Linked DNA regions of Homo sapiens: all the other regions are linked to region 1. A link is a contact called in ENCODE Hi-C or POLR2A ChIA-PET data. All regions are on one chromosome and are shown on one strand. Each heading gives the region's core, a stretch centred on a gene start or an enhancer-like site at or near the end of the contact. The rest is flanking DNA. Distances are from core to core; before and after follow the strand shown. Region 1 overlaps RPTOR (regulatory associated protein of MTOR complex 1). Region 2 overlaps RPTOR (regulatory associated protein of MTOR complex 1). Region 3 overlaps RPTOR (regulatory associated protein of MTOR complex 1). Region 4 overlaps RPTOR (regulatory associated protein of MTOR complex 1). Region 5 overlaps RPTOR (regulatory associated protein of MTOR complex 1). Region 6 has its middle 22 kb from the start of NPTX1. Region 7 overlaps RPTOR (regulatory associated protein of MTOR complex 1).

The links. Hi-C counts contacts between places; a loop is a spot of excess contacts on that map. ChIA-PET counts read pairs that join two places held with the same protein, here RNA polymerase II (POLR2A). Pooled maps may share reads with other maps.
Region 2: a loop to region 1 is called in a map with no recorded cell type, with 9 times the contacts of the local background. The contact joins two enhancer-like sites. A Hi-C loop is called at or near these places in 1 of 168 maps with a recorded cell type or tissue (SK-MEL-5), 3 of 37 single-sample maps with no recorded cell type and 6 of 50 pooled maps. POLR2A ChIA-PET finds 5 or more read pairs at or near these places in 3 of 52 experiments (PC-9, activated CD4-positive, alpha-beta T cell and activated CD8-positive, alpha-beta memory T cell).
Region 3: a loop to region 1 is called in a pooled map, with 4 times the contacts of the local background. The contact joins two enhancer-like sites. A Hi-C loop is called at or near these places in 2 of 37 single-sample maps with no recorded cell type and 8 of 50 pooled maps. POLR2A ChIA-PET finds 5 or more read pairs at or near these places in 3 of 52 experiments (PC-3, T-cell and activated CD4-positive, alpha-beta T cell).
Region 4: a pooled map shows a loop between it and region 1 (6-fold over the local background). The contact joins two enhancer-like sites. A Hi-C loop is called at or near these places in 6 of 37 single-sample maps with no recorded cell type and 7 of 50 pooled maps.
Region 5: a loop to region 1 is called in a pooled map, with 7 times the contacts of the local background. The contact joins two enhancer-like sites. A Hi-C loop is called at or near these places in 1 of 168 maps with a recorded cell type or tissue (PC-9), 3 of 37 single-sample maps with no recorded cell type and 8 of 50 pooled maps. POLR2A ChIA-PET finds 5 or more read pairs at or near these places in 3 of 52 experiments (CD4-positive, alpha-beta memory T cell, activated CD4-positive, alpha-beta T cell and activated CD8-positive, alpha-beta memory T cell).
Region 6: a pooled map shows a loop between it and region 1 (5-fold over the local background). The contact joins two enhancer-like sites. A Hi-C loop is called at or near these places in 2 of 50 pooled maps. POLR2A ChIA-PET finds 5 or more read pairs at or near these places in 5 of 52 experiments (AG04449, GM12878, H1 and 2 more).
Region 7: a map of MCF 10A shows a loop between it and region 1 (2.5-fold over the local background). The contact joins two enhancer-like sites. A Hi-C loop is called at or near these places in 1 of 168 maps with a recorded cell type or tissue (MCF 10A) and 8 of 50 pooled maps. POLR2A ChIA-PET finds 5 or more read pairs at or near these places in 2 of 52 experiments (Panc1 and activated naive CD4-positive, alpha-beta T cell).

The regions. Positions count from the first base shown.
Region 1 is chr17:80,603,733-80,606,432 of GRCh38, forward strand. All of the region lies in intron 1 of RPTOR (regulatory associated protein of MTOR complex 1), which reads left to right. Among named protein-coding and RNA genes, the nearest start is that of RPTOR, 60 kb to the left of the region's middle. Within about 2 kb of position 1,451, at least 2 of the 41 ENCODE cell types and tissues checked have a DNase peak (open chromatin) inside an H3K27ac peak, as active enhancers do; they include GM12878, where a contact is called at or near this core.
Region 2 is chr17:80,855,219-80,857,918 of GRCh38, forward strand. RPTOR (regulatory associated protein of MTOR complex 1) reads left to right here. Exons shown (of 34, transcript NM_020761.3): 12 at 246-329; 13 at 2,572-2,682. Among named protein-coding and RNA genes, the nearest start is that of CHMP6, 140 kb to the right of the region's middle. RefSeq lists enhancers at 27-558, 559-1,089, 752-1,951, 1,271-1,565, 1,302-1,451 and 3 more. Within about 2 kb of position 1,398, at least 15 of the 41 ENCODE cell types and tissues checked have a DNase peak (open chromatin) inside an H3K27ac peak, as active enhancers do.
Region 3 is chr17:80,780,064-80,782,763 of GRCh38, forward strand. All of the region lies in intron 6 of RPTOR (regulatory associated protein of MTOR complex 1), which reads left to right. Among named protein-coding and RNA genes, the nearest start is that of CHMP6, 210 kb to the right of the region's middle. RefSeq lists an enhancer at 427-626. Within about 2 kb of position 1,345, at least 19 of the 41 ENCODE cell types and tissues checked have a DNase peak (open chromatin) inside an H3K27ac peak, as active enhancers do.
Region 4 is chr17:80,736,106-80,738,805 of GRCh38, forward strand. The region is part of intron 5 of RPTOR (regulatory associated protein of MTOR complex 1); the gene reads left to right. Among named protein-coding and RNA genes, the nearest start is that of RPTOR, 190 kb to the left of the region's middle. RefSeq lists enhancers at 1,290-1,339, 1,390-1,439. Within about 2 kb of position 1,451, at least 6 of the 41 ENCODE cell types and tissues checked have a DNase peak (open chromatin) inside an H3K27ac peak, as active enhancers do.
Region 5 is chr17:80,832,026-80,834,725 of GRCh38, forward strand. The region is part of intron 9 of RPTOR (regulatory associated protein of MTOR complex 1); the gene reads left to right. Among named protein-coding and RNA genes, the nearest start is that of CHMP6, 160 kb to the right of the region's middle. RefSeq lists enhancers at 1-593, 1,060-1,369, 2,139-2,700 and a silencer at 1,198-1,414. Within about 2 kb of position 1,251, at least 41 of the 41 ENCODE cell types and tissues checked have a DNase peak (open chromatin) inside an H3K27ac peak, as active enhancers do.
Region 6 is chr17:80,453,485-80,456,184 of GRCh38, forward strand. No RefSeq gene overlaps it. Among named protein-coding and RNA genes, the nearest start is that of NPTX1, 22 kb to the right of the region's middle. RefSeq lists an enhancer at 933-1,762 and silencers at 970-1,179, 1,440-1,699. Within about 2 kb of position 1,412, at least 39 of the 41 ENCODE cell types and tissues checked have a DNase peak (open chromatin) inside an H3K27ac peak, as active enhancers do; they include GM12878, where a contact is called at or near this core.
Region 7 is chr17:80,759,305-80,762,004 of GRCh38, forward strand. All of the region lies in intron 6 of RPTOR (regulatory associated protein of MTOR complex 1), which reads left to right. Among named protein-coding and RNA genes, the nearest start is that of RPTOR, 220 kb to the left of the region's middle. RefSeq lists enhancers at 1,730-2,700, 2,225-2,274. Within about 2 kb of position 1,312, at least 12 of the 41 ENCODE cell types and tissues checked have a DNase peak (open chromatin) inside an H3K27ac peak, as active enhancers do.

The DNA.
Region 1 (2,700 bases), core at 201-2,700:
TTTCCCCCAGAACAAGGTAGACCAATACAAGGTAGTGAAATGTTGCCAGCCAAAGAAGCGCATCCGAGACTTAGCCCCCAGGGTTTTTACTGGAGGCTGGTGACAGGTAGCCTTTGCCAAAATCCCAGCCTTCTGGCAGGAAAGCAGGCATTCAGCATAAACCATATTGTTGGAAAACAGTTGAGGCACAGCGAACCCCACTTACTAGTTAGGGTGGTGGGAATCCTCCAGAAATCCAAGTCCGCAGACCCCAGCCACGGGCCACCCCTGTAAGCAGGGCTTTGAAAGGAGGGCTGCTGGGGCCTGCTTTCTTAACCCTCTTCTGCACAGATACCAACTTATCCTTTCCTTTCTGATTAATGTCTCTCAAACACAGACGGGGGAATAAAAACCTGAAAACAAGCGAATATTGACATGTACATCACCACTTTCAATCAGCTATTTTCAACCAAGTGCTGAAGTATAATACAGTTGTAGTCACAAAGGGGAAGTAGCAGGTATGTTGCAAGAAAAAACTTATTAGAATTGTATGTTAACTTGGATAGAAACAGAACTTTTCTGAGCTTATGTGCTGTGCAGATACAGAATGCTGGCAGAGTTACTTCTGTGAGAACATCATTGAATTACAATTAAATATTAAGTACCTATAAAATATCTTTGCATTACAAAAGTGGTTAAAGTAACTTTCTCAGTCTTCATAAATGTAGATAGTATCTTTGGACAAAATAATGAGTTAGTCTTTTGATGGAACAGGAGAAGCAGGAGAAAATTGTTCCAGGAGCAGGGTTGCTGACGATGCTGTCCCTGTTGGTCCAGAAGGTAAAATCCTCCTGTATTAGTCTGTTCTCACGCCGCTAATAAAGACATACCAGAGACAGGGTAATTTATAAAGGAAAGAGGTTTAATGGAATCACAGTTCCTCATGGCTGGGGAGGCCTCACAATCATGGCAGAAGGTGAATGAGGAGCAAAGTCGCGTCTCACATGGTGGCAGGCAAGAGAGCTTGTGTAGGGGAACTCCCCTTTATAAAAACATCAGATCTTGTGAGACTTATTCACCATCATGAGAACAGCACAGGAAAGATCCATCCGCGCGATTCAATTACCTCCCACCAGGCCCCTCCCACGACACGTGGAAATTATGGGAGCTACAATTCAAGATGAGAACACAGAGCCAAGTCATATCTTTTTTTTTTTCCCCTTTTTTTTTTGAGAGGGTGGGTCTTATTATGTTGCCCAGCTGGTCTTTAGCTCCTGGGCTCATGTGATCCTCTTGCCTCGTCCTCCCAAAGTGCTGGGATTATAGGTGGGAGCCACCACACCTGGCTGATTTTCTCTTATGGGTTGGAGTAAGGTATGGCCAAGACGGTTAAGACGATCCATGTCCTGTGGGATGGCCCATGTTTCACCAGCACTCAGATGCCCTGGGGCTCGGGGCTTATGGGCAGTTTTGCTAATTCTCAAAGTTAAGTTTTCAGCTGGGTGAAGAAGGAAGAAAGGCTGTTTCGTTGAACTCAGTGTTGAGGAGAGCAGTGACTGACAGCAGTGGATGTGCTCTCATCCTCCTGCTTTTACTGGGAGAGGGGCTTTGTGATGGCAGGTGTATAACCTCTCAGGTTTTATTTCTTTTACATTAAGAAAAAAGAAGGTGGGGAGGTGGTGGGTGACAGAGCAGGTGATACGTGAGAGTCAGTGAAAATGCACTGCTGGGAGCTAGAGAGCCTGCGCAGGGTTTTTCCGTTACTGTGTCCGTGATGAGTTGAGGAAACCGTGTCTCAGTTCTGGACCATGGCCGAGAGGAAGTGCATAGTCTTAAGTCTCTTATCTAGTGATCATCAACACAAATGGGGCATACCGGCTGCAAAACAGAGTTGGGTACCAGTGAGGCCTAGACCACCTGGGCGTTTCTCTTCCAGAGCTACAGTTCCTAGGTGTAAAATAGAGCTGGTGATATACACCTTGCCAGGTTATTTGAAAATGCAAAGCACCCAGCACAGTGCCTGACACATGGGAGGCAGTCACAGACCCATCTGTGCTCAGTTGCTCATGACGAATGCCCGTTATGTCTCAGGCACGGACTAGCTGTGCAGTAAGAGGGAGCTCTGAGTCAGACGGAGGGTGGATTTGCTCTTTGGGCACTGGTGTAGCTCTGGATCTGATTGTCCTTCATTATCTAGGTTTTGGAAATGTGAGTCATTATGTAAAGCTTGAGGTGTTGGTAGGTGCTAGGTGAATCAAGTGTGGTGGTGGTGTTTTCTATGCGTGTCTCTTACCAATAGACTTTTGTTTTTGTTTTTTGAGATGGCGTCTCGCTCTGTCGCCCAGGCTGGAGTGCAGTGGTGCGATCTGGGCTCACTGCAAGTTCCGCCTCCCGGGTTCACGCCGTTCTCCTGCCTCAGCCTCCCAAGTAGCTGGGACTACAGGAACCCACCACCATGTCCGGCTAATTTTTGTATTTTCAGTAGAGACGGGGTTTCACCATGTTAGCCAGGGTGGTCTCGATCTGCTGACCTCGTGATCCACCCGCCTCGGCCTCCCAAAGTGCTGGGATTACAGGCATGAGCCACGGTGCCTGGCCTTTTTTTTTTTTTTTTTTTGAGACAGGGCTTTCTGAGACTCCAGGAGTGGTCTATCATGCCCTGCTAATTTTTTTATTTTTTGTTTCTTTTAGAGATGAGTGTTATGTTGCCCAGGCTGGTCT
Region 2 (2,700 bases), core at 148-2,647, 250 kb after region 1:
TTTGTTCTAGTATTTTCTACATTGAGCATCTTTTATCTGTGTAATAAAGGCATAAAGCGTGTTTTCTTCACCTGTCTAAAAGCATGAACTTGTAAGGAAAGGAGCACCAGCTCTAGGTAACTGAAGCAGCAGACAGATCTGAACTGTGGTCAGACCGCTCCAAAGCTGGCAGCTCATGCAGCAGCGTTTCGGGGTTGCACACCAGTATGGTTTGCAGTGATACCATTTTCTTCTTGTTCTTCCAGGTGCTGTTAAGCCAAGTGCACCGGCTGAGAGCATTGGACTTGCTTGGAAGATTTTTGGACCTGGGTCCCTGGGCAGTGAGCCTGGTGCGTGCCTTCCGCATTAACCTGGGGGCTGAGGGAGGTGGGACAGAGATTAGGCTCCGTGTTTCAGTCTGTGCACGTATTTCATGATCCAGAGCCACCCCCAGCCGTGAGACCCAGGGCGAGTGTGTCCACCGTGTTGGTGTCCTGTCACTCCTGAGGCCCTCAAGGAGCCCACTCTGTACCCGTGCAGCCTGCAGTGCTGCCTGGCGTTTGGGGGTCTGGGGTTGTCGCCCCTCTTTATGTCTGATGTTAGACATAGGAGTGAGTGTGTTGTCGGCCGGTCACCTTTTCCTGAGCCGCCCCCAGCGCTGCGGAGGAGCAGGGCGCCCCTGAGCCTGACGCAGCACCCACCTCGTGGTGCTGCTTCCCCCAGGAGGAGTCTGGATCCTCAGCACTGTCTGCTCACCATCATGGCAGGCACAATTCGGAAACGCTCTTCTGGTTCCTCATTCTATAGCAGAGTAGTAATGGCCACTAAAAACACCCTGGCAGAGGCAGGATCAAGAAGCGACGTGCGTTTAACAAATAACTCACAGGGAAAGTAAAAGGAGGCTGAGAGGGAACCACAGAGTCAAGGAAACTCGAGAGACCTATGGCCAGCTGCCATGTACAGTAAACCTTACTTGGTTCTGTTGAAGTTCCAAAAATGAATACTCATAAAACAATTAGAAATTTTACAGGTGCTGGATTTATGTTATTCAAGAATCATTGTTCGTTTTTCTTGGGTGTGGTAACTGGATCATGTTTTTATAAAAGAGACCTAATTTTTTAGAGATAGACACTGAATATTCACCAATGAAATCACATGACATATGAGCCTTAATTTACTGTGCTTGGGAGCGGTGCGGTGGGGCGGTGGGTGCGGAACCGCTGTCACTAGCTGGGTGGTGAGTACCTGGGTTTGGTGTATTTAAGTATTTTCATCAGATAATGTTGACAAAGAGTGGTAATTGATAGTCCAGCACTGAAGGACGAGAGAAAACATCCAAAACTTGGAAGAATCATTCAGCACTCACCACTGGGCCATTTTCACTCCAGGTGCCTGAGGCCACAAATAGCTTGTAACAGAGTCAGGGCCTGAGTCATCGGAGGAAGGCTGGCGTGACTCGGTCACTTGGTGTGTGCGTGGTGGTGTCGCTTAGTCATCCTGGAAAGGCCTGCGTGGTATTGCGTGCACTCTAAGAAGACAGGAAGCATGTATTCATAACAGTTTAGAAAGAGTTTCATTTTTAAGGTTAATTTTTTAAAACCAGTTTCTTCCCTTTAAAGAATTAAGCTTCTGCTCATTGGAAATTTGCCTAATACATGAATCGAGGCTGGATAAACGAGGTATTTTTACAGGTACAGATTTTGCCTCTCAGGTGAGGGCCCAGCCACCCGAACCAGAGAAACTGCTCATACCTTGTTAAATGTGGCCTTTCACAGGGAAGGGACCCAGGCCTAGGTCCCACCACCACCTCCTGTCTTGGTTACAGGGGACCTCACTTATTGGAAGGTGATACCTTTAGGATATCTTTGAAATTCCAGCAGCTTTGAGATAAGGACACAGCAGAAACCCCTGGCTGTGGAGTGCAGCAGTACTTTGCCAGGCATCCTCCACACTGCAGTGCCCTCCACGCCCTCCCTCCCCTGCCTCTGAGGGCAGAGAGTCCCCTGAGAATGACATGGCCAGAACTGGGCGCCAGTGAGCCCCTGGGCAACCCCCGCTCCTCCCTGCCTTTCCCAGGGCAGGCATCTTTCTCCCAAGGTGTATCTGAAGTGCAAACATGAGTGTTGAGCAAGCTGGCCGTGCCGTCACGGAGAGGTGGCCGTGGTGTCACGGAGAGGTGGCCATGCCGTCACGGAGAGGTGGCCGTGCCGTCACAGGTGGCCGTGGCTCGTACGTGAGCAACACAGTGAAGGTGCCTGATGCTCTGCTGCCAAGAGCAGACGAGGCCACTGAGGGCAGGCAAGGGCCCCAGGCGCAAGCAGCCTGCGCCTCCACAAGGAAAAGCTGCCACCCGATTCATTCCAGTCTCTTGACACCAGTCAAGGCTGGCAGTATGTGGCAGCTTCTAGGAATAAATCAGAGATGAATAAATCTGGAGGAAGCCCCTCTTTACTTTAAGTGAGGCCCATTCATTCCTGTTGCGTTTCCCATATGTGCTGAAGATAGCACCGCAGCTGGTCCCGCGTGGCACCCCTGCTGCTGCCCGTTCCCTTGCTGCGGCACAGGTGCGCTGACGCCCTCCCTCGCCCCCAGGCCTTGTCTGTCGGCATCTTCCCCTACGTGCTGAAGCTGCTCCAGAGCTCGGCCCGAGAGCTGCGGCCACTTCTCGTTTTCATCTGGGCCAAGATCCTCGCAGTGGACAGCGTGAGTATCCCCGCCCTC
Region 3 (2,700 bases), core at 95-2,594, 180 kb after region 1:
TCTGCTCAGTAGCCTTCAGCCAGCGGTGTTCTCATCGTGTCCATCTGCTTCTATTAAGTTAATGGGCACAGACACACGGCCCATAAAGCAGCTGGATCAAAAGTCTGGTTCTTATCAGACGACTTAATTGATAAATGTCGCAATCACAAGAAGCTGAAATGCTGTTGTGCAATGACTTCCAGAATGGTGTTCTGGGCACGTCAGCTTCCCTAAGTACAACTGGAGCCGTCGGTGGAGAAGAGCGGAAAGGGAGAGTTCAGTTGGTAGGAGGGAGGGGTCCAGCGAGAGACAGGGATGTACACGAAGTCTGTTTAACTTTACATATTGGGTGCAGAAACCACCACGGTTTAAATGCTTAGGAAGACAACTGGATAGACGGTGGTTTGTTTCTAGCCCTGATTCTGAACTCATCTGTCCTGAAAAACAGTTGCTGACACCCTCTGACCCTCAGAGGCGGTCCGGGCTAGAAGGGGATTAGTGGAGGACATCTCGGCAGGGCTGCTGTAGGCGGATGTTGTCCAGTCAGAGCGGAACCGTGACCTGTGATACGTATACTTTTCATTTTTGCCGTTTATGCTATTTTTAGATTGTCTTTATTTTACATATTAGGAATTTGCACACACGTCAGGTGAGTCGTAAGAGTCACAGAGGAAGTTCCTTCTTAGCCTGTGGCAGGGTGGATCCTGCAGCTCCCTTCCCCCCTCACCCTCCCCCCGGGGGGCCTCACTCACACAGCCCCTCCGGCTCCCTTTCTTTTTATGAGCTTTCACCTTACTCTGTTTTCCTCTTTTCTTCCTGATTTCCCTAATTGAGTTTGAGTCAGTGCATTGAGCGTGCGCTCTCAGTTGTCAGGGGTACACACTTGTGTGTGATTTTTTATGTGGCTGAGATGCACCAGGATCCTGTTGCCTCAGCCCACTGTGGTCTTTGGGTGCAGAGGAGGGTTCTTATGCCCAGCCACTTAGCCAGCAGGGTAGCTGGGGGTGAGTTTCAGAACCTTCTGAACCTCAACTGTCTCCCCTCCAGGGCAGGAAGGATAATAACACACATCTAAGCGGGGAGGGTGATAATTGTGCCCATAGTCTAAATCTTTCTCAGATCCTCCGGTGACATTGCCGGGTGGCCTGAGCTAGGAGGAAGGGTGAGGACTTAGGCAGATGGAGGACTGTGCATTTCAGTTTTTTGTTTTAATTAATTTTTTTAACTGACAAGATAACTTAGAGGGATTTTTTAAATTGGCAAATAGAATCTTCAGCTTTGCCTTCGGTTCCCTCATCGTAGGGTCAGCTCGTGGCTGCCACCCCAAGACAACACTTCCTCCCCGTGGCCGCCCTGCGGTTCCCTTCTTCCCGGAGGGTACCAACGAGCTAGGCCTGGTGCTGCCGAAAAGGAACTCAGGAAAAGGTTCCAAAATTTTTAATAGGAAGAATTTCCCAAGTCTAAAATACACAGAACTTACTCAAAAAGGGCCCCTTCTTGTGGATATTTTTAAGAGTACATTTTGCCACGCTGTCTCGCGTGGGGCCTCTGCAGCAGCTGAGACGTTTGGCAGTTTCTTCAAGACTTGGAGTAAAACCTCGCCTGAGATAGAATCTAAATACACTGGGCTTGGATCGCCCATTTGACTAAATTTCGATCCCAACTCTAGCTTTCAGAAACCTCCTTATAGGGAGAGACCTATTGCTATGGGAAGGCAAGAGAAATTAATGTCTGCGTTATTCCAGCAAAGCCCCTGCACTGCGCTGGAGGGACTTTTGTTTGCGTCTTTGGGTTGCAGAAGGGGCTATGATTGTGCGTGGCTTATCTTGGTCTCCAGCCCAGTTTAGACCTCCTTCTAGCTGATCTCTTCTCTCACTTGTACTTTGGAAGAGAGTCAGGGCTTGGCTTTGGGTCACCAGGCGTGCAGCCATGTCAGAGCTCTGGAGCCACCTCGGTTTTGTCCCTGTCACGGGGATTGACTGATTCTTAAATGATCTGCGCGAGGCGGCCCTGGAGCCTACAGCAGCACCGTTCCCCCAGGGTATCGCTGGCCTGTGTTTCACATAGGGTCAGCTCTTCGGGGGTTGTCACTGAGTAGTAAGTGCTGAGCCCTCCTGTCCCTGTTTGCAGAGGCAGCGGCTGGTTTCTGGCTGGCCAGTGATTCCTCCACCCTGTGAACACACGTGGAAATTGACACGGTGGACTCTGGGATGTAGGGGAAGGCTCTGGGTCAAGGGCATGGCTTCTTTATATAGAAAGAACAAGTCAGATGGCAGGAAAGATATAATGGTGGGTCATTTAAGTATTGGTTCTTTGTAATTTAAAAGAATCACTTTATTTATTTATTTTTTTATTTTTATTTTTTTTTAAAGAACTGAGTTTTATGGGTTTGCCACAAAGCCATTCTACATCCCCGACAAGAATAAGAATAGGTGAGGACCCAGCAGTCGCATGTGAAAATAAACGGTGTATTTAGCGGGAAACTAATGCCTCTTGCAGCCATCAGGCACTGTTTTCCCTTGATCCTGGAACACCTTGGTTTCCGGGGATCTCAGCCCCAGCCGTTGCCCCATAGCTGTTCCTCAGCACCGCAGTCGTGGAAGCCCTGTACTGAATTAGAACCGAGCAGCCCTGGCTCTCAAGGGGTCACGGGGTGAGAGGACCAGAGTTCTGCAGGCATTTTCACGTGAGAAACTCCAGTCCTCTGTGGCTGTCCCACTT
Region 4 (2,700 bases), core at 201-2,700, 130 kb after region 1:
GGCTGCAGTGAGCCGTGATTGTGCCACTGCACCTCAGCCTAGGCAATAGAGTGAGACCCCATCTCTTAAAAAAAAAAAAAGTTCAGCCCATGGATCATGGGCACAATTCACTTCTCCACTATTCCCCCGCACTCTGCAAGGCTTTTCTCAGGATGCTTCCGAGTAACTCGTGTTTGTGTGGTGTCTCTAAACACAATTGTGTGGTCCAGTCCTGCCACCTGTAGCAGTACACTCCCAAAGCACAGAAACCTGTCCGACGGTCACTCACTGCCACAGCGAGAAGCTTGCTTGGGTCCACAGCCTCCCCAAGGCTGCAGTGACTTAACCGCCCCCCGCCCCTACCAATGTGAAAACCTATACTTAAACTGATAGGTGATACATTGGCCTCCTGCACTGATCCCCGTAGCTAAATTTTATGTCAAATAAATATTGTAATTCTGCCAAAAATGACTAACGTCTAGAATCTTCAAGTTTCCTCAAAAATATTAAATGCATATCTCACAGATCTAAAGTACTCATGTTCTGAAATCTTCTTCATTTCTTTGCTACTCTTGTAGACAGGCACACTGCTTGGCTGGCATGGAATTCTGCAGCAAAAGGCAGTTCTCCTGCTGAAGGTTGTGGTTGTAGTGATTGCTGAATACCATCAGTTAGTTCTTTGGGTACCTCTCAACAGGTGTGTTTCTTAATCACTGTTTCCTAAATTGGAATTTGTGTGTGTGAGTTTGCAAATCTTCTCCACGGACTCACCGTCGTCATGGCATTTGTGATTCAGAGGAGGGATCTGCGGTGCCGATTCCACAGGAGCTCAGGCTCGCCTGTATTTCTCTTTCAAGCAATGATTTTCATAAGTGCTTTCCCCTGTAATCTCATAGTTTTGTCATTTGTAGGCAGTAGGGACGTGAGCTGACATGTGTTAGGTCACAACTTTATTAATTTTCAAGTGATATTAATTTTTAGGTTTGAAGAAGATGCTTTCCCCTTTTCTAAGTTGTCTCTGTTTCCTCCAGCATAATTTTTTTTCCTTTGGTTAATTTAGATTATTCTCTGTCATACTGGAGGTATGTGGTGATTTTATTGTTTGTCATATTTAAGAATGAAGAGAAGCTGCCCATCACTGCGTGTCTGTGACAGGAGGCGTTGGCTAGAGGGCCTTGCTCGATGGGAAGTAGGGGGCGCTGGCTGCTGCGCTGGGGACTCATGGATGCCCCCATGCCGAGGTCTTTATTTCTCTGGGCTCTAAATGACTACACCAGCTGCCTTTAATTTTCCCCAGATATGTCAGTAACTCTCTTTAGAGGAAAAAAACCCACCACCAGCCTGAGTGCTTTCCGGCAGGGGGGCGGTGGTGGAGGATCATTGCAGAACACCTGGCTTCAGGCACACAGGTGAGACGCCGGCTGTCCTGATGGCAGGTCTTCAGGTAATCTGTGCCTTCCAGCCCGCACCACTCCAGGCTTGGGCATGGGGGCTGCCTTCCACTTCCCTTCTCTGCATGTGCTCTGGACACTTTCAGTTCCTCTTTTTTAACAAAAGTTGGCCAAAGTCAGTTTTGCGTACCTTATACTTTATTTATAGTAAGCTGTAAGAACCCATACTTGTGAAGGTTTTCAAAACATTAGAATATCTGCTCCCTGGTGTTAAGAAATGTGTAATATAGTTGAAGCACATATATTCATTCTTTCTCTCTCTTTTTCTCCCCCGCCCCCCCGCCACACTCACTCCACCACCACCACAATGACCAAGGAGAAGTGCATTTTTCATTTAGCAGAAATGCTGCCATTTCCACTGTCTATAGCAGAAGGGGAGTTCGTCCAAAACATACAGTAGAAACCCCTTTAATTGGAATCCACAGAACGGCCATCCCCAAAGCCCCGCTGGGGAGAATGAAGCCACTGTGAGAGGTTAAGAGGGTGGGGGGGCAGGGCTGGCCCTTGGAGTGGGCTGGCGAGCTGACTTGCCAACCAGAAAGGAAATAGGTCACGGGAGAAATGGGGGGAAACACAGGCCCATGGAGGATGAGGTCCACGCCTGCCAGTGGGTGCTGGGAGGGCAGCCCCAGGGGGAGCAGGCAGCAGGAGATGCCCAGCCCGGCCCCGTGTACCTGGCAGGCCTCAGCCTGTGGACACCCTCGCCTTTGGTTTGTGTGACATTTCACAGTTGGTGGGACATTTGTGCCGTTTCATCCATCTTTAGTCTGCGCAGCTGAGCTGAATGTGGCCGCCAAAGCTTTTGCTGCTTCTCTGTGCCCATGCACCATCCCTTTCTGTGGTTTGCACGGGGAGATAAAGGTCTTTTTTGTTGGCACCTTTCGTAACTCCGAGTCCTAGAATTTGGAGGCTTCAGTAAAAAGAAAAGTGATTTCTCTGCATAAAAAATTTAAGAACCCTTACCGCTGATGACCTTAAATGAATTTCACAGACACGTGTCATTAGCACAGGCAGCTTCCAGGGTGCAACTGAAGTTCCCCTTTCTTCACAAATGCTTCCCCCAGCCTGAAATCTTCCTTGGCTGACCACATACGGCAATCTCCTACACAGCGGCCTTGACAATCATGTGTTGTCTTGTAGCCTCTCTTCTACTGTCATAAGCTTACTTTACATTTGTTATGTAAACCTGTCAAGAATGCCTCACGTTAAATTGATGCTCAGGAAGGATCTATAGATTTGGCTTGATAAATACATATTTGAATAAACTACC
Region 5 (2,700 bases), core at 1-2,500, 230 kb after region 1:
AGATGTTGGTGCCTGGCTATAAGGGCTTGAGCCAGGTGGATACGGAGGGCATGCAGCCAACACCGCTCTTGAGACACCGGCTGGGTTAGTGTGGAAAAACTCCATTGAATGGTTTGCCTTTCTCCCTGGAGGTAGTTAGGTGTACTAGTTGAAACACCCATTCATTGGGAACCCGTGATCCAGGGGCTTTACAAATGGGCATGTGTGAGCATAGGCAGCATAGGCTGCCGTGGCCCCAGGTGTCAGGGTGCAGGCGGCTCCTGTCTTGGAGGCTTCCATCCCCCGTGGAAGCTCGTGCTGGCCACTGGAGCAACATTCCCGCAGGTGGGAAGGCCGCGAGGAGTGGACGAGGCAGCTCAGGCCTGGGGGACAGACTTGGAGCTCACATGCCCATCGCCCCCCTGTCCTGTGGCAGTGTCTGGTCCAGCCTCATCCAGGGAGGGAGGGAATGTGGCCTCCACCTTGAGTGGCATGTCCCAGCTCCAATGCTGTTCCTTAACAAGGGCAGGGAGGGAGGCACAAAGGAGTGAGGAGTGGTTTCAGACGCTCAGACGGAGAACATTCGGCTCAGAAACAGAATCGTGCTCTCCTCTGTTACTAGATTTTGCCAACTGCAACTGAGGACTGAGCTGCTGTGGAGGTGGGCTCCTCACCATGGGAGCATCACCGGGGGCTCTGCAGGGCTGTCTGCCACGAAAACAATGCCCAGAGCTCTCTCCTCCCCTCATCAATAGACCAAAGTGTGTACATCCCCAGGGAGCACACAGGAAAGATAGCAGAAAAGAGCATTTGGAATAAATAATGTACAATCTAGCTATTATACTCCTTGGGTGGTGATGGAGAGGTTGAATTTTTAGCAAGAGGAAAGAGGGAACAAAGCCTAACAAACATTGAGGTTAAAACATGAAGTCATCTGCATTTACACTTTGCTTCAGGCCGCGGCAGTAATGAATACTCAGAGCCGGCTTTCTGTTTAATGTTTGATGCAAAGTCACCGGGGAGTCATTCTCCTTCACTTTCAATTTCAGGGGTCCTGAAACCCTGCGTTTCTCTGCGGTAATAACCCGTGCTTTCCGTTCCCGGGGCGGGCGCGCTCTGACTGATCAGCGCAGATGGAGGCTGTGCGGACTTGGACTTGGACGGTTTTCCTCCAGCCCACCTCCTGGGCACCCGCCATCTCAGGGCTGTTTCCTGAAAACCCAGCTCTTGCCTGGATGACATGTTTTCCAGGCGAGTGACTCATCAGAACAGCCAACAGCTTAGAAAGTCCCTCTGCCCCCAGCTGCTGGGGGGGAGGAGCCCACGATGCAGATGAGCTGGTCACAGCTAATCACAGCCTCCTCCCCTCAGATCTGCACTCCAGCACTCCAGCCCTGCTTCTCCAGGCAGCTTGATCGCAGGCTGTGGGAAGTGCTAATCCAGACACCTTCCCGGTCCCCTCCCACCTTCTGCTGTCGTGTGCTGCCAAACCTCACAGGGCTGGCTGCTGCCGCCGAAGCCCACCACCATGGCCTCTCGTGTGTACGTAGGACCCACTTTCCCACTTGTCTTTAGCTGGGAATCCCAAATTAGAGCTGCAAGTGTGTGTTGATTTTACCGTAGAAAATGCAGCCAGTTTTAATCAACAGATAAATGTTCATTAGAGAATACCGTTGTTCTGCTGTTTAAAAGGTTGCCGTGCAGGCCGGGTGCAATGGCTCACGCCTGTAATCCCAGCACTTTGGGAGGCCACGGCAGGCAGATCACCTGAGGTCAGGAGTTCGAGACCCGCCTGACCAACATGGTGAAACCCCGTCTCTACTAAAAATACAAAAATTAGCCAGGCGTGTGGCACATTCCTGTAATCCCAGCTACTCAGGAGACCGAGGCAGGAGAATCACTTGAACCCGGGAGGCGGAGGTTGCAGTGAGCCAAGATCGCACCACTGCGCTCCAGCATAGGTGACAGAGTGAGACTCCGTCTCAAAAAACAAAACAAAACAAAAGGTTGCCATGCGATTTTAGAATTTAATGGGTAATCTGGCCCTGTAATTTGGTTAAATAAATAAATAAATAAACCACCCACGGCCCCGAGAGGGCCTCTGGCTTGCTCAGCAGGCGGTGCCAGGGTGCAAGCTCCTCCCAGTACCTCCGTCTTCCCTGCCTTGCTCTGAGTGGGGCTGTCCTTCGGGCCCAGGCCGAGCTGTGGCTTGAGGTTCAGGGCCGCTTCACTGTGTGCTGATAATCGGGTTCCAGCGCTTGTCTTTCAGCGGTTTGTAGGCGTTCTTTTACATCCTTTCTTCTCATTAGTACTTGAACAAAGTTATTTTCCTCCTCTCATGTAGACAGCTCTGCCTCGAGTCCACAGCCCTGGGTAGCCGGACGGCCCCGAGCAGCCTCCGTGCATCGTCTGGGCGCCGAGCCACAGCCCTTCCTCCTGGGCTTTGTGTCATCCCCGCAGCCTCCTGAGCCTCTGTGCATCAGTGAAACCAGAACCATCTGGGGCTGCTTTTCTGGTCTGAAATGTGGAGCTGGGTCAGTCCCCGCCTCCCACCCCGGGGCTGGATCCAAGTGGGCCCCCAGCCTTTTAGGAGCACATGTCCCACTGCAGCAACATGGGTCACGTGTCCGAGAGAGATTGTCACCCGTGGCTCTGACACAGCTTTGCTGGGCGGCATCCTGTCCGGTGTGCTGAGCGATGTCTCCAGTGCAGTTCAGGCCT
Region 6 (2,700 bases), core at 162-2,661, 150 kb before region 1:
TCTTTGATCCAGCTCCTGCCTTACAGGACTTCATCTTCACCCATTCCTGAGGAAGGAGAGAGGAAAAAAAGACCTCTCATACACCCCCTCAGTCTAGTGTTTACTGAGCACACACTGTGATCTGGATAAGAGAGAAACTCTGCCGTCTTGGTGCTTTCAGACAATACACATCAAATTACATTATCAACGATGCTGGATGGCGCTAAGAGCCGGGGAGGGAAAGCAAGGGAGTACAGGCCACAGACCGTCCTGGACTTCGAGTTTGACTTACATTTTGGCTTTGCCATGGTACAAACGCCATACACATTCAGTATACTCCTCCGCTTACAGATGGGGTTACATCCGGATAAACCTACCGTAAATTGCCTTACAATGCTTTAACCTATGATGGGTTGATGGGGAATCTAACCCCATATGACAGGAGCATCTGTATAGGAAGGGGGCACGGTTTTCAACAGGTGGTCGCCTCACTAAGTGGGAGTCACAGGGTTTCAGGGGAGGAGCGTTCCAGGCCGCGGTAACAGCAGGTGCAAAGGCCCTGAGGCAGGACGGGGCAGGGAGGTCCAGAGTCCACCGCGCAGAGACCCGGGAGGCCGGCAGGCACGGTGAGGACCTTGACTTAAACCCAGGAAAGGGGAACCACACTGGGGCATGACCTCCTGTACTTTCCGAGATCGCTCTGGCTCCTGTGTTGAGGAGACTCAGGAGGGGAAGGTGGAAGCGGGGAGACCCAGCTGAGACGCTACTACAGTCATCTCGGCGGGAAAAGACGGCTCGGAGCAGGGTGGTGGCAGAGGTGGGAGAAGAGGTCAGGTCTGGGGAAATTTCGAAGGCACAGCCAACAGGATGTACTGCCGGGCTGGATGCGGGGTGTTAGGGGTCAGGGAGGCCGCCAAGGCTCTGCCTGAGAACTGGGGAGGGCCAGGGGCACCATTTACGGAGCTGGGGAACAGCAGGAGCTCGTTTTGTTAGCAGGTGCGAGGCGCCGGGCATTTAAAGGCGGCCTGACGGGACCGGCCGAGGCGGAAGAACGGACAGGGCCCTGCGGGACCGCGCTCGGATCCGCCTCCTCCCTGACCTCGGCGTCCCCGGCTACTGCCTCCAGAGCCGCTTCGGGGCCGACCCCGGGGACTCTTCCCGCCTGCGGCCTCGCGCCAGCCCGGCCGGCTCGCCTAGTGCCCGGCGCCCAGAAACGCGTGGAGCTGGGAGAGGCCACACAACCCACGCCGGAAGCCTAACCCCGTCGGCCCCCGCGGCCGGCACCGGCCGGAAGCCCGCGAAGCCTAACTCTCGCGAGACGCCTCCTGAGTCCCGCCTCTCCGCGGTTCCGCCAGTCGCCGCGCTCCTGTCTGCGTTGCTGTGGCAGCCCCGCCGTGCGTCCGCGTTCCCGGAGCCAGCGCGGCGGCGCGCCTGTGCTCGGGGCTTGGCCGTAGCTTTTCCTCAGGTCCCGCGCGGCGCGCCCCTGTGTCGCAGGCGCCCTGCCGCTGCCCGCAGCTTTTGGGGGGTTCGGGGGCGGGGGAAGCAGGGCCGCAGAAGGCCCAATCGGAGCCTTCTGACACCCGCCCCGGCCCGCCGCCCTCCCGGAGCTTCCGTCCCCGCCGCCTGGCTCCTTACTGACACGCGCGCCGCCCCCGGTCGCCCGTTTTCCCTGGGCTCCGGCCTCCTCTCGCTTCCAGCCCTGGCCTGAGGTCCTGAGGGCTCCCTGGAGGGGGCGGCTTCCCAGCACCCAGCGTTTAACAGGGCCCTTTCGGCCTCCCTGTCCCCCAAGCTCAGAGTTGGGGTCTGCAGCAGGGGAAAGAAGGAGGGAGACTGGGCAGCTCAAGTTCCCCAGACCGCACCTATCAGACGGAGGGCGGCCCGCTCCCGTCAGAGCCCGACCTCGGCGGACAGGGGAGGGGATGGGTTGAGAAGCGGGAGAAGGCCACTAGCTGGAAACTCCCTGACGACAGGGACACCGTTCTCGCCCCAGCCCCAGCGCTCGGCCTCCGCAGAGCCGGCCCAACGAAGGAAGAATGAAAATATGAACGTGACATGATGTGGGCTTGAGAGGCCGCCTTGTTCTTTGGATTCACCCAGAAACCTGACTGAAAGGAAAGTTACTGCAACTGGGGAAAAGCACAGTTGGCTGGAGAATTTGGTTTAAAAATAAATAAGTTTTAAATTACGTAACTAACACGTGCTTGGTGTAGAAAATTTGGAAAACATATGAAAGTACGGTATAAAAATCCTCGATCCCACTGCCACATAGAACCACTATTAACATGTCAGAATCGTTTCTTCGGGTGTTTTTTTTTCTTAATGCATTTATATTGCATATACATTTTTTCTCTAACAATATATTGATGTGCCCCAGTCCCCCACAGACCCTAATGTATGAATGGGAATGGAGGCGTCTGAAATGTGACTCACAAAGAGTTCTCTTTCCTCCCTAACACCCCATCCCTGCCTCACCCCTTCAGCGCATTCACAGCAGCACTGGGACTCCGGACTCAGACAAATGTGCACTGAGCTGGCTGGTGCTCTCATAGCCTCTGGCCCCAGAGCTCCACCTTCCCCTGCAGAGGGGGTCCCGGGAGTGTCCTCAAGTGCTCCATGCCCCATGTTCCTTTCCATGGCACCAAATTCTTCTGACCTCCTTCTAGGTGAGGGGTGAGGGGGTGAGGTAGGGGGTTGGGGAAGAGTGTCCCCATGAGGCCTGAG
Region 7 (2,700 bases), core at 62-2,561, 160 kb after region 1:
GATGTGTCATCCCAGTAGCCCCTGAAATCCTTGTAGGAGTTAGGACATAGTCAGATTTTTAAAAGTAAGCATTTAGTAGGAAGTGCAGTGAAAAACAAACTGATACAGTTACCATAAGAGGGACTTTGAAATCAATATGCCACAGTGGCAGACAGTGGTCATCAGATAACCACTGCCTGGAACAATTGAGCGGTGTCTCAGGTGGCGGCTCTTTTACAATAAACTGCTTTCTCCCATATTGAAGTGCTGAAATTAGGTTGAACATGACATTTTGCTAGGTGTCTATGGCCTGTGAGTGGTAATGGACTATATTCATTAAAGAATTATCAAGTGAAATGTGTAGTTTTGTGTGAGCTAAGTTAAAAACCACCAGGGTTTTTTTTTTTAATGGAAGAGTGAGATAGTTTGTCAGACAGTAATTACGTATGTTTTTAGGGTTTTAGTTTTATTTTTTCATTTTGAAAAGTCAATTTTTCTAATTAAAAATGAAAGATACATTCTTTTCAGAAAATTACTAAAAAGTTAAAAGTAGAAAAAAATCATCCAAGATTTTACCATCTAAGGACAACTAGTGTTCACTTTTTGATGTATTGCCTGTTGGTCTTTTTTCTGTGCATGTACATTTTGCACTGATGTAAGTGGACAGAATTTACGATTTCATATCCTTAACCCTTCGCATTATACTAGAGTTCCCTGCCCTAGATCATTAGAGACTCTTAGTAAGTATCATTTTATATTTCACTATGTTGAAGTTCCATGTTTTATTTAGCCGGAGCGTAGGGCTTTGGGATTTAGGCGCCAGGAGTATGCGGGTGGGAAGGTTCAGCCTGGCACTCTGATGGGAGTCGGCAGACCTGGTTCTGTGAAGGGGCAGACGCACTTGGGTTAGGCTTTTCGGGCCACACAGTCCCAAGTCTGCTGTTGCAGCACGAAAGAGCCACAGGCAATATATAAACAAATGAGCATGGCTGTGTTCCAGTCGAGCTTTCTTTTTTCTTTTTTCTTTTTTTTTTTTTTGAGACCGAGTCTCACTGTTGCCCAGGCTGGAGTGCAGTGGCGTGATCTCGGCTCACTGCAACCTCCACCTCCTCGGTTCAAGCGATTCTCCTGCCTCAGCCTCCCGAGTAGCTGGGATTACAGGTGCCCACCACCACGCCTGGCTAATTTTTGTATTTTTAGTAGAGATGAGATTTTACCATGTTGGCCAGGCTGGCATCAAACTCCTGACCTCAGGTGATCCGCCCGCCTCAGCCTTCCAAAGTGCTGAGATTACAGGCACGAGCCACCGCACCCAGCCTCAGTCAAGCTTTCTTTAAGGAAACAGGCAGTTGGCCAGATTTGGCCCAGGAGCTATAGCTTGGCACTTCCTGCTCCAGAAAAGGGAACTAGGATTGGGCTGCAGATGACGGCTGTGCGTGTCTGCCGGTCTGCAGGTGACCTGGAGAAGGGCGATGCTCGGGAAGGTGGATTCCCTCCCTCCCTCCCTTTACTATGTAAATAAGAGAAACGGTTTCTAAGCACGCTGCCCTCATTATGCTGGCACAGCTGCTACAGAATGCGGTGTGCTGGGTAAACAACATACAGCTTTGCTTCATTTGGACAAAATGTGTACATGTGTACTTGGTGGCAAGCGTATTTATGAATCTTATTTGATGATGAACTTGTTGGAAGACATTGTTCTCTAATTTTTTTTCATTTTTGCCTGTCTTTTTCATTTTTGGAAACTGATTTCAATAATTCCAAAATGAGCAATGACATTACTTTCCACATAAATGATTATCTTACTCACCATATACATCAATACACTGTAAGAATCCAAAATATATTTTTTCCCTTGGCTGTTTTCTACTTCTTTGATTGAGTGGCATAATATCATTTTAGATTTATTACGCGTCTATTTGTATACTACTGAAAATTATAACCCAGTGGGACTTCATTTGCTGTGGGACTTGCTATAAAACAGATTGATGTCTATTGCACTGTGCTGCATGCACTAGTATTGTCTATTAATGAAAATGATAAACATTATTTTGGATTGAATAGAGGTCAAAAAACTTACTTCCTTTCTTTCAATTAAGTTGAAGGATTTCCAGGACTATAAATGTTAATGATAGAGCATTAACGTGTATTTGTCAGCGTGGAAAGTTTCGCTCCTGCATTGCCCGCAGGAGACGGAAGATGCATGGGTTTCCTGGCGCGCAGGTTGGGTGGAGGCTCAGCGTGGCTCTGTCTGGCCAGGCTAAGTGGTTTGCAGTGCCTGTCTCATTTCAGACATTTGCTGTGACATTTGCTTCGTATTTTTTCCTGATGACTCAACCAAGAATCATTCAGAATTACCTTTAGAAACATAAATTCTTGTGGTTTTGATGATAGAGTTAACCATGTGTTCTCCAAGGAGTCTTCTAAAATACATCTGCTTTGCCAGAGAACACACTTTCTTCTGCCCGTTCAGTGCTCTCGGGTCTTTTGCCGCTTCCTTTCAACAACAGTCCGATGACTTTGTCTTCCTGCATATGTGCGAAGGGAGAGGAGCTCACTGGTCCTCCCAGAGGGTGAAGTAACCGGGACACATTATTGAATAAAATGCTCTTTTGTAGTATCCCACTCTGTATCTTAGACCTTAGTCGTAGGCAAGTTTAATTTGGAATTTGCGTCTGGAGAAACGGCTTTATGACGTTTCCAAGTAGAGCCTCAGTATCA